Regions from separate parts of the Mus musculus genome. Here region 1 is linked to region 2. Evidence: chromatin loops called from intact Hi-C (ENCODE). Cell type or tissue: heart. All regions are shown on one strand.

The links. A loop is a pair of places that touch in the nucleus more often than their neighbours do. Peaks named below come from ENCODE experiments on the same cell type or tissue, not always from the same donor. Only the 100,000 strongest peaks of a DNase experiment are listed, where the experiment ranks them.
Region 1: a loop joins it to region 2, with 3 times the contacts of the local background. A loop is called at or near these places in 5 of 42 quality-filtered maps.

Annotation. Positions count from the first base shown.
Region 1 is chr11:43,583,428-43,591,427 of GRCm38, forward strand. Ccnjl (cyclin J-like) reads left to right here. Exons shown (of 6, transcript NM_001045530.2): 6 at 1,865-3,572. The coding sequence ends at 2,288. Among named protein-coding and RNA genes, the nearest start is that of Fabp6, 14 kb to the right of the region's middle. In heart, CTCF peaks have their summits at 3,123 (motif pointing left) and 3,330; a DNase peak (open chromatin) is centred at 3,114.
Region 2 is chr11:43,524,781-43,532,780 of GRCm38, forward strand. Ccnjl (cyclin J-like) reads left to right here and starts at 3,969. Exons shown (of 6, transcript NM_001045530.2): 1 at 3,969-4,187; 2 at 4,575-4,679. The coding sequence starts at 4,617. In heart, CTCF peaks have their summits at 3,481, 4,471 (motif pointing right) and 7,075; DNase peaks (open chromatin) are centred at 3,931 and 4,221; H3K4me3 peaks cover 2,855 bases; H3K27ac peaks cover 4,171 bases.

The DNA of each region.
Region 1 (8,000 bases), 59 kb after region 2:
GGGATTTTCTGAGTCTGGGACAGATAGTAGTTCCCCCAGATAAGGTGTTGCAGGCAAAATGAGCAGAGTGACCCCTGACAGAAGTGGTATTTGGAAAGCGGGTATGGCGGCATGCAACTATAACCTTAACACTTGGGAAACTGAAGCCAGAGGATTGAAAACTGGAGGTCAGCTTAGGAGAAATATGAAACTGTCTCAAAAAAAAAAAAAAGAAAAGAAAAGAAAAAGAAAACTAAGAATGCAGGCAGTGGTGGCACAAGCCTTTAATCCCAGCACTTCGGAGGCAGAGGCAGGCAGATTTCTGAGTTCGAGGCCAGCCTGGTCTACAGAGTGAGTTCCAGGACAACCAGGGCTACACAGAGAAACCCTGTCTTGGAAAAACAAAGAACTAAGAATGGGGCTTTGAGAGTTGGTTGTTTCTCTTTGCATTTTTAAGATTGGAGAGAGAGGGAAAAGAGGAACAGGGCTGGGGGCACCTGCTCCTATATTCATGTCTACACTCATCCTATTGTTGTATTTTGCTATTGAGACAGGGTATCACATAGCCCAGGGTAACTCAGTCTCACTATGTAGCTAGTGGGCTATCCTTGAACATCCGATCTTTCTGCCCCTCCATCCTGAGTGCTGATGTTACAGGTGTGTGCCACCATGCTCAGTTGATTTACTGCTAAGGGTCAAACTCAGCTTCATGCGTGCTAGGCAAGTACTCTATCAACTGAACTCCATCCTATCTGGGTTGACTGATGTAAGTCCCAGTGTGATTTTGCGAATTCATTCTCTCATAAGTTCCTTTTCTCAGGCAAGCTGCAAAAGTGACCACTTAGCCAACCAGGTCCAAAGTGGCTTCAGCTAAGAGATCACAGCCTCTTTTAAGGGGTCAGTGGGTAATTTTAGATCTAACACTGTGAAATAGAGATTGGCAGCCAAAGAGACCAATAATGGCTACCAAGAGGAGTGCAGAGAGATCTGAATAGCCCTTGAGCAGTTACCTCCCTCTTCCACCAGCAGGTAGTGACTACCTCTATGCAGGCCTGAGTGACTGGGTCTGGGTAGCAGAAGCAGAAGACTTTCAGTCCCCAAAGAGCCACCTCTCAACATCCGAATGCCAGCAGTTTTGCTGTGATATCGGAGACCCACTCTAAGATGTTAGCCCTGCTCCCTAGACTGAGTCTTCAATTGTATACTTTTAGAGTCCCCAAGTCAAGCCAGGTGATGGGCGTGCACATCTTTAATGTCAGCATTGGGGAGGCAGAGGCAGGCAGATCTCTGAGTTTGAGGCCAACCAAGTTCCAGAACAGCCAGGGCTACACAGAGAAACGTCTCAAAACAAACAAACAAACAAACAAACAAAAACGTCCCCAAGTCAGTACACAACCTGTTTTGACCGATGATGGCTACTCCAGTATCAGTCCCCAGGCTCGTGTTGCTTGTCATTGCTTGCTTCCAAACCCCAGGGGGCAGTTTGCTTTGTAGCTGCTAGAGATTCTCCCAGATGGGGATAGAGCGGGCCCTGAAGAACCTAGAAAGTAGCAGAGGGGAGGGTCTCTGCCAAGTGCTGGGGTGCTGAGTGAACAGAAGCAAGTGGGACCCAAATTACCTGCTGGGGCTTTAACAGCCAAGGTGTGGAGGAGGTTCAGGAGCTGCGGGGACAAGTTTGCCTACTCTTGCACAGGATCAGAGAGGTTTGGGGACAGAAACAGCTGCAAGCTGAGACCTGAGGCCTGAGTCTAGTAAGTCGATAGCCGTGGCTGTGTTATAATGTGTCATCGTTGAGTGGTGTGGCACTGTCCCACTTACCGAGGAAGGTAAGCAGGTGCCTAGTGGCCTTGCATCTCCAAAACTCACTTGAGCCTTTTCCTTTCAGAGCCTATGACAATGTCCTCAAGGATGCCGTTGCAGTCAAGAGCCAGACGCTGGCCATGGTGCCGGGCTCATCATCAGCTCCCGCCCAAGTGCTGTTCCAACCGCCCACCTACCCGACTCTCAGCCAGCCACCGCCAACAACTCTAGCCCAGTTCCAGAGTCCAGCGCAGGACTTGTGCTTGGCATATCGGGACTCGTTGCAGGCCCACCGTTCAGGGGGCCTGCTCTCAGGAGACACTGGTCCATCCCTCCACACGCCATACCCAACCCTCCAGCCCTTGGATATGTGTCCTGTGCCCGTCCCTGCATCCCTTAGCATGCAGATGGCCATAGCAGCTGAACCCAGGCACTGCCTTACGGCCTCCTACGGAAGCAGCTACTTCAGCGGCAGCCATATGTTCCCTGCAGGCTGTTTCGACAGCTAGGCCACACTTGGACCACAGGGAGAATCCTGAAAGATCCAGACAAAGGAAGTAAATACCTAAGAGGAGAGCTCATCCAGGTGGGACAGAGAACCTAGTACCTTTAAGTAGAGAGGGTCTTTGCTCTTTTTAAAAACAAATCAACAGAACAAAACATCCAGGGATACGCCCAACAGCATCTCTCTGGGAAATCCTTCCGTGTATGCCTGGAGGACAAAGACATGGCTCTGTGACCTTTCCCCTGAACTGCGGATCCGATGGAGCATATCAGACTTGGACAGTGAGGACTGCATACATCCGGACTTCTCAAAGACTACTTTTCATAGCCATACCACTGAAAAAGAAGGGGCACCTGACACGTCTGTCTATGTCCCTAGAAGATCCATCCTGAGTGTCTTTCTCTCCCTAGCTCCACTCCAAGGGTCCCATGGCCCGTGTTTAGGCCTGAGCACTGAGCCCATAAGGCACAGTAAGTGGCTATCTTGCCTGCCCTTTGTTTTTGAACCCCAAATCTTTCCATTCTTCTAGCTATTTCACATGCTGCTGCTTCCTGGAACAGTCTAGCTTTCTATCCTGAAAAAAAAAAAAAAAATCTTGTTTACATACCGTGTCAGGGATTTTTATGATACTTGAAAATTCTGTAGGAGCAAAAAGTTTGAATTGCCACACTGTCTGTCTGTCCCACATGAGGCTGTATCTTTTATTAATCCAACTTGGGACCAACTGGTGGATAACAACAGCGAGGGATACCACCTCTCAGGCTCACTTTGCAAGAGTCCACCCCTGGGATGCAAGTGTTCGCCTATTGGACTTGGATTACTGCCCCCTGGTGGGGGAATGTTGTTTGAAGGAGACAAAGGTTTGAACTGGCCCTTACTTCCCTCCACCACTTGCTTTTAGTGCTGAGGTTAAACTGATCCCAGACTTGAGTTTGGCCAATACTAAAGGGTAGTCATACTGTGGAATATTAGAAAAGTGGGGAGGAAGGGACTAACGTGGTATATGACACCAGCGTTGACAGGCAAGAGATTGCTAGAGCAAAAGCCCATGTCTGGGATTTGCAGTGCGAGGGCTCAGGAACACTGTCACCATGTGCAATATGTTATGACTATGACTCACAGCCTGTGCTTAAGATGTTCTTGTGGTTGGGTTTTTTGGTTTGGTTTGGTTTTTGGGGTTTTTTTGTTTGTTTGTTTTTTTCTTGGTCAGGGGACATGCTGTTCACCCATCAGAATTGGAAGGGAGGTGCAAAAGACCACAGAAACAAATTGTAATTTAGTTTTTGAAACGATTGTGTCTCTGTTGGTTTTTGTTTTCTTTTGGTGGGGGTAGGGACTTTTTTTTTTTTTTTTTTTTTGAGATCGATCTGATGTAGCTAAGGCTACACTCAAACTTAGTGCAGAGCCAAAGCTGGCCTTGAACTCCTGCTCCTCCTGCTTCAGCCTCTGATGTATCCACCACACCTTGCCTGCCATCTTGGTTCTCTTTGACTCATTTGCCAATCCAAGAGACCATAGCAGGGACGGCCAGGAAGGTTGGCCACACGCTACTGAGTCAGATTTAACGGCGATAGGGCTTTTCTGAGCAGATGGATGTCTCATGGAAACAGAGGAAGGAAAGAGCTGGATGCAGAAGAGGAGCTGCCATTTTCTCAACCAGCATAGGAACCTGCACATTCGTTTGTTATTTGTGTGTGTGTGTGTGTGTATGTGTGTGTGTGTGTGTGTGTGTGTGTGTGTGTGTGTGTGTGTGTGTGTGTATGTTTCGGCTCCTGCCCCTCCATCTCCTTTACCAGTCTCTCTGTTTGTGTGTAACTGGTTTGGAGTCTATTGTATCTGTCTGCCCTGGGCTTGGGCTTTTGAGAGAAGTACCTCCACTGGGGCCCCAGAACTAGCCTGATTCTCAGGACCAGATGTCCTGCAATAAACACATCACCTGCTCTTGGTCTCTGCTGCCTTTGTCTGGACATCTCTTAGCAAGTCAGCCCTTTCCCACATCTCTCTACTCTACCTCAGTGGGAGTCTCCTTTGGGTGAGAGGTGAAAGAGATTCAGAGGTTTATGAGATTTCTCATGCCTGTGACAGAATGACCCAATAAAATGTTTATTTCTGCTCATGGTTTGAAAGGCAGTCCACTGTGGCAGAGCAGCCATGGCAGGCAAGGGGAGCTTGTGACAGCCGTGGCAGGAACATCTTCATGGATCAGGAAGAGAAATGGGACAGGAAGTAGAGTCAGGCTGTCAGTGTCAAGGCTGGATCCCTAGAGATCTACTCCCTCCAGCAAGGTCCCAACTACAAAAGGTTCCACAACCTCCCAAGACAAGGCCACCAGCTGAGGACCGAGTATTCAAACACATGAGCCTGTGAGGATCCTTTTACATCCTCTGGACCTGAGTCCTACCCTCTAAGCAGGAACTGACTTTCCCTGGGCAGAAGAATGAGTGAGGCTTGACCTCCCAACCTGCTCTCCTGCATCCACCATTGCTCTTCAAAAGCAAACCAGTAATAGATTTGCTGCAAGGAATTGACGCGCACAGCCATGGAAGCTGGCCAACACAGAATTCTTAGACTTCACGTCAGCAGGTAACAGTTGATATGACACAGCGGTGAAGTCTAAACTTTGCAGGGTTGGCCATCAAGCCAGGAACTTGGGTAATTTCTTTCTTGCAACCTTGAGGCAGCGTTCCTTTTCTGGAAAACTTTAGTCATTGCTCTTAAAGCCTTCAGCTAGCTCAGTGGGACCCCATTCACCTGCTGCTCTTGAAGTCACACATCTAAGAAAATAATCACATCCGGGAGGGAAAAAATCATCAGAGCAATGCCTAGACTAGTTTTTCATTGAACAACAGCATCACAGCTTCACAGAGTGAAACCGCATAATTAGCTATAGTTAGTAGCTGTTGGGAGACAATTGGCCAAGCCTCTCCTAACCTGTCTTCCTACCTATTAAAATGGGGGTGGTGACCACACTTACCTGCCTGCTGGGGTCTCGTGATCAACAACAGAATGTGCATCAAGGCCAGTATCTTTAAAATGATGGGTGGTTATTATACAGTTCCTCAAAGATAAGATGATCTGCTATTTATTATAACAACAATTGCATTTTGTTTGCAGTAACGGCAGACTTTGTTGCCCAGGCTGGTTTTGAACACCTGGATTCAACTAACCTTCCCATCTTGGCCTCCCAAGTAGCTGAGACAGATACAGAAGGACACTGCTTAGCTAAGACACCTTTCAAGGGCTGAGAATGTAGCTCAGTGGCTGGGTGGCAGAGCACTTGGCTACCATGCACAGAGGTCTGGTTGTAGTTTGCAGTACCACAGAAAGTGGAAAGGGCGAAGAGAGAAAGAAGAAAGGGAAAGCAAGAGGCAGGAGAAGATGGCTAAGTGGAAGTGGGTATAGTGCTTGCCTTATAAGGGTGAACAACTTGAGGGCACATCTTTATGTGCTAGATACAGTACTGAAAGATGCAAAAAGATGGGAGTTGGAGACAAGATTTGTCACATGCCTGGCCTACACAGCAGCAAATAAGAAGAGACCTAGTCTCAAGCAAGGACCAATGCCAAAGGTTGCCCTCTGATCTCCCACACGTCATGGCATGGGTACACTTGCAGAAACATGCATATCACACACAAATTTTTTTTAAAAGGTAAAACCAGCTATCCATGGTGGTCTGTGCCTGCCATTCTATCACTCAGTGAGTTAAGGCAAGAGGATTATGAGTTTGAGGTGAGTCTGAGCTACATTGTGGGACCCTAGTTCAAAACTACAATGTGTGTGGTAGAACTATGGACCTGTCTCCGCTGTAGTGGGGAATGTCATAGTCTCTCTCGGCCCCTCTGCTCTGCCTGCATGGAAACCATTGTGTGAGCTGCCATCAGGTGCGGTTAAGGGGTATTCACCCAGCACAGATGCTTTGCCAGGTGATGCTCTAAGGCATGAGAATTAAGACTGAGGATGTCATTCGGGAGCCAAGTCTTGGTAGAGAGCTGGAACAGCCCTCACACTCACTGTACACAAGACCCACTGAGGCAAGGCGCTCTGGATTGAGGGGACCCAGATAAAATAAATTGAGTGTACGAAGAGTAATGAATTCTCTTCTGACACATCCTTTCCTGTGGCTTTATTCCCCATCTGTTACCATGGAGACCACTGAACTTTTGGCCTGGTAAGAGCTCTAGGCAAAGCTGAGCCACAGAGTCACAGCCCTAGCTTTCAAGCAGAAAGAGCAACTGATTTCTTCCAGGCATGGATACTCATGGATACTCTGTTTCGACTTTGTTGCCACACTAGACCTTGACTAGAAAAGGTTAAAAAGCAGAGATGAAGTTGTGCACACCACAATCTTATAAAACTGTCTGGAATCTGAGTTGAGATATTTCAGTAGTATTTATTGTTAATGTTGGCATGCCTGCATGCAGTGTAAAGGCTACAGAGAAGTATTCCAAGGCCACGTGGGTGTCTTAGTTAGGGTTTTACTTAGTTACTGCTGTGAAAAGTCACCATGACCAAGGCAAGTCTTATCAAGAACAACATTTAATTGGGGCTGGCTTACAGGTTCATAGGTTCAGTCCATTATCATCAAGGCAGGAGCGTGGCAGCATCCAGGCAGGCACGGTGCAGGCAGAGCTGAGAGTTCTACATCTTCATCTGAAGTCTGCTAGCAGAATACTGACTTCCAAGTAACTAGGGTGAGGGTCTTAAGCCCACACCCACAGTGGCACACCTACTCTAACAAGGCCACAGCGTCTAATAGTGTCACCCCCTGGGTCAAGCACATACAAACCATCACACTGGGCAAAGGCTGTTAGAAACCTCAGATTTGCAGTCTACTTTATTTTGAATTTGTTGTGGATTATACCTTCAGAAACCTCTTATTACTGTTGCCTTTTTTAAAAAATCTGAGAGGTGAGCTACCTCCTTTCAATGCTACTGGTGATGGTGGCAGGGTTCATAGCAACTGGTGCTAGCTGAGCATTTAATCTGCTCCAGACCCTGGTTAGTATTCCTCTTACCCATCCTAGGAACCCCAAAAGAAGGAGCTGCTGCAGGACCTGGTGGCACATGACTATAATCCCAGCACTTAGGAGATAGGCAGGTAGCCAGTGTGAGTGCAGGGGCAATCAAGGTTATATAGTGAGACCCTGTCTCAAAAAATAAATAATAACAATAATAATAGATCATGGCACAGGAAGATTTGCTGGAGTGGAGCTATAAAGGAAAGAGGCACAGTTCAAACCCTGAGGCCTGAACCTATCTTACCCTTGGCTAAGAAAGAGAAGGTCTTGCTAAGCCCCCTTAACACAGCGACAAGGTGGGTCAAATGAGGCTCTGCATCCCCTGGTGATGCTCCCACGTGACTTAGAAGCTAGTGGCAGAGGCACTCCTGAGCCTTTGGTTACACTGACTTGAGAGTGGTGCTGTGACAATGGTTGAGCTGCTGGAGGTAGCAACTCTATTAGGGTAAGCTCACCTGTAGCCCCACTTATAGCTGGAGAAGGAGGCTCAGAGGAGGGACGGACTTGGGAAAGGTGACACAGTTACTGGGGGACAAAAGAGGGTCTTGACCCCTGGCAGTGTGGAAGGAGGGCTTGAACTCCAGTGTAGATCTTAACCACTTACCTGCTTGCAGGCCAGCAAGGTGACACTTTGTCCTTGGTCCCTCACTCCATATACCTGCAAAGCTGTGGCCCTCATCAAGGAATGAAGCTCAGCA
Region 2 (8,000 bases):
GTGCATGTGCACATGTGTGCACGTGTGTGTTTGTGTGTGTGTGTTTGCAGAGTAGAAAAGGTCAGATAAGGTCTGCTTATATGCTTCTTGTTGGGGCTGTACTTTCTATCTAGCTCAAGGTGTTCTCAAACTCTCAGCAGCCCTCTTGCCCCAGTCTACTGAGTAATGAGGTAACAGAAATAGCCCTTTTCTGTCTCACCAGTCACTTTTGAAGGGGAAGAAAGAGCCAGGCTCTAGCCCAGGCTGGCCTTGAACTCACTACATAGCCAAACTTCTGAGTCTCCGGTCTCTACCTCTTGAGTGCTGGGGTGAAATGTGTGTGCCTCCACCTGGTTTATGTGATTAAACACGGCGTTTTGTGTAAGTGAGGCAAGTACTCTAACTCAGCTTTGTCTTCATCAGCCACTTCAGAAGATTTCTTTATTTTTATGTATGTGTGTGTGTGTGTGTGTGTGTGTGTGTGTGTGTGTGTGTAAGTGCTCAAGGAAGACAGAAGAGCTGGAGTTACCGAGAGTTGTGAGCTGCCTCACAAGAATTCTGAGAATTGAAGGCCAGTTGCTAGTACTCTTAACCACCAAGCCATCTCTCTGGTGTCCCATTCCCATAAGTCCCTTTTGAAGGAAACGAGCTAATGGCCATCCTTAGCAACAGAATGGGACCAGGAAGAGCTTGTATCACATGAAAGGGGGTGACAGGAGGAGGTCGAGAGAAAGTTTATTGCGGAGTTAACAGTCAATAGTAACAGGGTGGAAATACTAGACTCGCTGTCTCTAAGTGAAATTGGAATGGGCAGAGTTTTCTTTTCTTTTCACTTTATACGTGGTTAAATTTGAAGGTAGCTAGAATGTTTTTGCCTCAAACTTCTGTTTCCTTAAACTGCCAGCGCTTGGGGCAGAGGGTGGAAGAGCAGTCATTGGTCCTAATAAGCACTTAGTAAGAATTTACTTTTTTGAATGATCAAAACCTCTTCGCCGGACTGGACTGGGAGAAGTAAGCCTCGATACACTCTCTCCCAGCTGCCAGCACAGGAAATCGCCACTGCTGAGGGCACCTGCGGGCAGCCACCAGCCTCTAAAAGCATCAGTTTATTGGTGCAATGTGTTTTTGTTCTTCAGAGATAGCAGGAAAATGAGGGAGCCCCGAGGATACACAAAAGAGGGCTGGGTGAGTGTGTTTAGACTCCTCTTAAAACAGCTCCTAGAGAAAAGCCCAAAGTGTGTGTTTCTCCTTCTGTTATCGGCTTCCTTGATAAACTCATAGCTGATGTTTAGGGAAGGGGAGACAATAAACTAGTGAAGGATCAAGGCATTTCCTTTTTCCATATAGCCAGAATAGGGAGATTATTGCAAAAGAAATAATGGTTTTTTTCCCTTTAAATTAGCAAAACACAAACAATACTGTAAGGCGTTCATTGCTCAAGACGGGCCTCCCCAGCAAATGTAGCACTTGGGTACTGAAAATAACATTCACCACCCCCCCTTTTTTTTCTAGTTATGAAAGCAATATATGTTTGTTGTAGGAGATTTAGAAAACACGGGTCTACTGGCAGGGGGTAAATTAAAGATTTCCAGGACTGAAGATGAAACTGGGAGGCAAAGAATGCTTGCCTGGGATGTGCCAGTCCCTAGGTTCAATAGCTGGCACCAACTCCTTCCGTTCCCTCCCTCCCTCCCTCCCTCCCTCTCTCCCTCCCTCCCTCTCTCCCTCCCTCCCTCTCTCCCTCCCTCCTTCCCCTTCCCTTCCTTTTCCTTGCTCCCCCCATAATTATCACTCTGATTATAGTCAATGCTTTTATGGTTATTTTTCAATTTCTTTTGTGTGTGAATAAAGATGCTTGGAAAGAGTAAAACCCTCTTCTCATCTCCTGCTTACTTACAATATTGTGACTGCTACCCTACCCCCAACTCATTACATATTCATTCCTCTCAAAAAACGTCATAAGAAGATCATCCTTATCCAATTCCACTGCCCACGTGGTGTGTGTGTGTGTGTGTGTGTGTGTGTGTGTGTGTGTGTGTGGCCACTGCCCACGTGGTGATGTGTGTGTGTGGGGGGGGGCGGTCCGAGTTTTCTTTTTTGAGATGAGGTCTCATTGTGCAAGCCTTGGCTGGCCTAGAACTCACTATGGATACCAACCTGACCTCAAACTCTAGGAGGTGGAGTAGTTGGATGCAATGATACTTTGAAACTTGTTGATTTATGTTGTTTTTCAGAAAGATGGCATTTGCATTCCCAAGAAGGTTGTATATTTACCCACCTTAGGAGTCCCTTGGCAGTAGGGGAGAGATGATGACTGAGAACAAACTATGAGGACACATAGGTGCGAAATGCCACAAAGGAACCCATTACCTTGTATGCCAACCGAAAACATTAACAAACACTAAAAACATCTTTGATAAAGATCTGCTCCAGCTTTTAAAATTGTAGTTTGTATCTGTTTGTTATCTGTTTGTATCTATGTATCTGTTTGTGTATCTGTGTATCTACTTGTGTATCTGTTTGTATCTGTTTGTTAGTGAATAGGGCATGAGATTTTTTTTTCTTTGATGGCCTGCCTGTCCATGCTTTGCATCTGATTCTTCATGAAGGTCTTAGGTCACATTGATCTAAAGATATGCATACATGATTGCATATATATCACATTTGTTTAATCTCAGGTATTTTTTAAATTTTTATGAGGGCTCATAAATGCTAAAACTTCTTTTCAGTACAAGTTCATCAAAGCTAAAAAAAAAAACATAGAAAAACAAAACAAAACAAAACAAAAAACCCTCAGCCTAGACAGGGTTCAAACTTCTGTGTAACTCAGGCTGCCCTTGAACTCCTAACCCTTAAGCTACAGACAGCCTTCTGAGTGCTAATGTCGCAGGTATGCAGTACTATAGTAGCCTTTCAAAACTAAATTGTATTTTTAACCCGTAAAATTTTACTTGCGGCTTGATGATGGTGGCACACACCTTTAGTCCCAGCTCACAGGACTCTGTAGTCCTACAAGACCTCCCTCAGATCGCCAAGTTCAAGGCCAGCCTGGTCTACAGAGCAAGTCCCAGGACAGCTGGGGCTACACAGAAAAACCATGTCTCAAACCACAACAAATATCTATCTTGTAGAAAACTAGGCAGAAACTAAAGTCTTTTTCGTGTAATTATTTATTGACTGGTGACTTTCTAACGGGCCTAGTGGTAATCCTCTTTCGTGTCCTTTCTCATTTAATCATAATGTATCCCCAGCAGATTATTGTAGTTTGTATCCCTCTATTACCTAAAGCCAAGCTCTAAGTGGTTAAGACACTGGGTGAACAAAAACACCCAGGTAGTTGGTGGACTTGATTTTAAGTTAGTGGGATCACCAAAGGGCTCACAAAAATCAGCACAGCAGGATGTTATGCCATTATACTGCAGGCTCCAGAAAATGCCTTTCTGAAAACAAGTAAATTAAAAGGGCTTTCTATCCCGCAACCTGCCACAAGGACTGTTTCCCTGCAATGCTCAGCATGGATGCACGCTTAAGAGTACAATAAGATACTCACTGAGCCCTCTTTATAAAGAGGAACTCGTGCGTATCCAAGGGTGTCTTCTCTGGGGCTCCTGTGGGAATTGTTTGAAAATCTACCTCCCCATCGCAGGGCAGGCTGAAAAAGAAAGAAAGACAGGTGGAAGCGTCTGCAGGTTGGCAGGAGCAGCGCATGCGGAAGTCAGAACTTTCTGGGGGCGTCCTGGCCGCTGGATCCACGCGCGGCACACGCAGGTGGCGCCGCGTCCCCCGCGCTCCAGGATCAAGGGGGCAGGGTCACTGGGGATCGCCCCCAGAGTCCCAGGGAAGGTGAAGCCTAGCTTTCTGCCCGGGCGAGGGAGGAGGGTGGGCAGGAAGCGCAGCTCAGCGCCGGGGAAAGAAAGACTGCCATTCCCAGCCCCCCGCCCCGCGGGGCGCGGGGTGCTGGCGGCGCATGCGCGAGGCCCGGCCCCCAATTCCCCGAGCGAGGGAGGGAGGCCCCCGGCGGCCCGAACTGCGAGCCGCGGCGGGACCGAGCGCACGCAGGGGCGCGCCGGTGGCCGGGCGGGACGGGCTGCAGAGGCAGCGGTCGCGAGCACGCGAGGCCAGGGACCGGGCGGCCATCGGAGGGCACTACGTACCCGGTGCGGGAAGGGACCCACCACCCGCGGCCCCCCACGCCGGGACAGCGATGCGTGAGTCTGGCCCCGGCTCGAGGGCAGGATGTGCGAGCAGGACAAAGGCTAGGCGGCGGGGGAGGAGTTGGGGACTCTGAGCCAGTGACCCAGCCAGCCCTGGGAGAGCTACTACAGCCCGCAACTTTGCAACTTTTGCAGAGGGGCACATTGGATATTCTGCAAGTTGTTGCACACAGTTCCAGATAGCCCCAGGTTGGGCGGGCGGAGGGAGGGGAGCGGGGACACTGCTGGCTCTTCAGGACAGCGGGCGACAGCCAGCTCCACGGTGCAGGGCAGGAGGGGGCGCCCGTCCCGGACTGGGACAGGGACCGAGGAGGATCAGGGTCACTGAGGGCAGGGTGAAGGAAGAGTCTCCGATCGCTGAAGCTCCTGGTGTCCTCGCAGGGTGCGCCCCGAGATCCCGGTAGCTTCATAACTGCGGCGGTGATGGATGAGCCGTGGTGGGAAGGGCGCGTCGCCTCGGACGTACACTGCACTCTGCGCGAGAAGGTCAGTTCCTCCCCGCCCTTGTCACTCGCAAGGACTGGGTATTTAAAGTCACTTTCGGTCTCCTGTGGGTGTCTTCAGGATGCCCCGCATGGGAACTCAGCACTCTTGGTGCCCTTTTATTTGTGCGCCTGCTCTTTTACCTTCATGGGGAGTGTGGTCTTCTTCCAGGCAAAGGACCTGGAGATCCAAGAACTTGAAGTCGGTTTTTCACCAGCCACCTAAATGAAGAATAGTTCGTATCCCATTGGATTTCCTCCCGAGGTTACTTTACATGGTACAAGAATGGATTAAAAAAAAAATACTGTGTATCCATTACAGTGTGTAATTCAAAGACACATAATACCACCTACTATACATAATGCTGATTTTCCCTATCATTGTAATGATGTTGTAGCAATTTCTTTTAAAATATAATTACTAGACTAGTGCATAGCTCAGTGGTAAAGCAGATGCCTAAATAAATCTATGCAAACGTAGTAAAGTTACAGTTCGGTGTAAAGAAATATTAGGTAGATGGTGGGAATTCATTGTTAAGGCAGGAACTGAATGAAATTTAAAAGTCTGGCCTGGGGGCAGTCCTAGCACTGTGGAGACAGCAGAAGGATCTCCACAAGTTCAAGGTCAACTGAAGCGTCAGGAGGAGCTCCAGGAAGCACAGGGCTACACAGTGGGACACTTTGTCTCAAAACGAGAGAAAGAAAAGACACACTAGCCTTAACCGAAAGAGGTTGCAGACTAGAAAGCTAAGGGAGAAAACACAAACTCCCCTGCCAGTTGGCCTCCTGTGGTAGAAGGTGGGCTGGCTGAAACTTGATCCCCCTCTCAGTTCACCTCCTGTTGCTGAGGCTGCTGTTGGCCACTGGGAAACTGGGAAAACCCAGAGGACTGAATGAAGGCTTTGCCTCTTTCTTCCTGTACCTGGGCTGGGAAGGATTGTTTGGAGACTTGGTGTGAATGGAAGCAGAGCTACTGTAACAAAGTACTAGAGGCTGGTGGGCATCCGATTTCAGGATGTTGGAAGGATACAGAAGATCCGTTTGCTTTTGAGACAGGGTCTTGTTATGGAGCCCAGGCTAGCTGTATAGGTACTGTATAGTCCAAGCAGTCCTTAAATTCATGGTTCAATTGCCTCAGCTCTCTGAATGCTCTTAACTTACTGCCTCTGTGTCATCTCCTGTCTGAGAGTCTGTGTCTGTTTCCTCGTAGGAGCCCACCCTACCCGAGTAGGGTGTAACTGTACTTTAACTGGTACATCTGAAAGGATATGACTTTCAAGTAAGGTCACATTCTCAGGTTCTAGACGGACATGAATTTAGGGGAGAGGTAGTCTCGACTGGTTTGTCAGGCCAGTGTAGGTCAGAAGTTGTCTTATTGGGGCCCGTAGATCTCTGTAGAACTGGGCTCCCACTTTCAGCAAAACATACTCAGTGTCTGTGGCAGACCTGTTATAGAGTCTCCAGATTCAGGTGAGGTGAGAGAGGGGGACTTGACTCATTAGGGAGTGAATCTCTTCTAGTCACACAAATGCTTTATTTTATTTATTTATTTTTTCCTCTTTTCCTCTACCTGCTGACATGTCTCTGGCATTGCTTTCCCGTGTTCCTTTGCTCTGTCCAGAACAGAATGTTCCAGTCTGGGGATCTGGAGACAAAATTGGGTCCTGGTAGTTCTTTGCAAAAGCAGGGCATGGGAGTTTAACTAAGCTCTCAGAGGCCTGAGGGTCAGAAGTGCCAGGCCAGAAGGCAGAGACAGAGGCTGTACGGTAGTACGTGAAACAGTGTATTCTTAGCCCTTTCTAGAAGTATTGGCTGAACGCAGGTAATGAGGGCCACTGGAGAGCATGCTTCCCTGATTTAAGGTAGCTAAGTGGTTGTCATTTCTGCATGTACCTTAGGGCATGAAGGGAGGAAGAGGCTTTGTGGAAACAATGTAACTCCAGAGTTACTTCCCTGAGACACTCCAGGCTCGAAGCTGACCTTAGGGTCAAATCTCAAGTCCTTTTAGTTACAATGTCGCACTTCCTTCAAAAACTATCTGCTGTATTCTTGCTGCATTTTTCTCCCTCTTCAAAGATGTTTAAGAATGTTTAGCTTGGTGGAGTTTTGAGTGAGCATACATGATAAAGGGGCTGGTACCCCGCTGATCTCCTGTCTTTGAGGAGCAAGGGCTGGCCTTTTGTCTTTCCCAGACAGGATAATTTTTTTTAAATTAAACATCAACTCTAATAATGTGTTCCCAGTACTACAGGACAACTTTACAAGTGCCTGGCACATGCTGGACATTCCCCCTTTGTTCAGTGTTGCAGACGAACACAAAGCGTGTTTGCATACAGACTGTGCAGTTGTTTGTGTGGAACCACTAGCAGCCTTCCTCTCCTGGTGGCTGCAGAGGGTACAGCTGCCATCTCGGGAATAGTAGGAGCCGCACTTTGTTGGATGAGGGAGTCTAGTGTAGCACCATACTGACAATGTGGAAGAGCTAATGCCATATAATCAAGTCTAGGTGCTGTATGCAAGCTAGCAACGGTGGTATCTCCTGAGCTGCCTAATTTACCTGCTCTCGGCCCAGGTGCTATGGCTTGTTCTTCCCCTATAACCAGAATTCCATTGTGTCAGTTTCTCGCTTCAAGACCTCTTGTGCTTTAAATAAGATTCCCAGGGGACTGGAGAAATGGTTCAGTGATTAAGAGCACTGGCAGCTCCTGCAGAAGACGCAGGTTCAATTCCCAGCACCCACATGGCTGCTCACAGCAATCTGTAACTTCCGTCCTAGGGTTTCCAGCTCCCACTCTTCTGGTTTCTGTAGGCACTGGGTGCATACAGTACATAGCTATACTTGTAGGTAAAACACCTATACACATGTTCAAATAAAATTGCCAGTCCACACTATTATCTGGAGACCCTGAGGTAGCCTCCTTGGTCTACTCTCTTACCTTGTCCCCTCTCCCTCCCTTGGAACCACAGACTTCCTTTCTGTCCCTTGAACTTGTCAATCATCTTCATGCCTCGGGCCCTTAGTACTGGCTGTTCTTTCGCAGTCTGTGTTTCTCAGTCTGTCTCATAGTAACCTCTCAGTAATTTATTATTCCCCCATGGGATGATTAGATCACCCAGTTTTAGTCTCTTTATAGCATTTACTAGTATCTGAAATTGTCTGCTGGTAGTTTGCAATCTTTCCCCTGATTCTAAAAATATACGCTGCAAAAGAGTCTGCCTACGTGCATCTCAGGCTGTTCTGGGGCCTCCAGACCTAGAATGGGGGCTTCTCTGTATGTTCAAATGATAAAAATGAATGAGTCAATATTTTCTCCTATAAACTGGG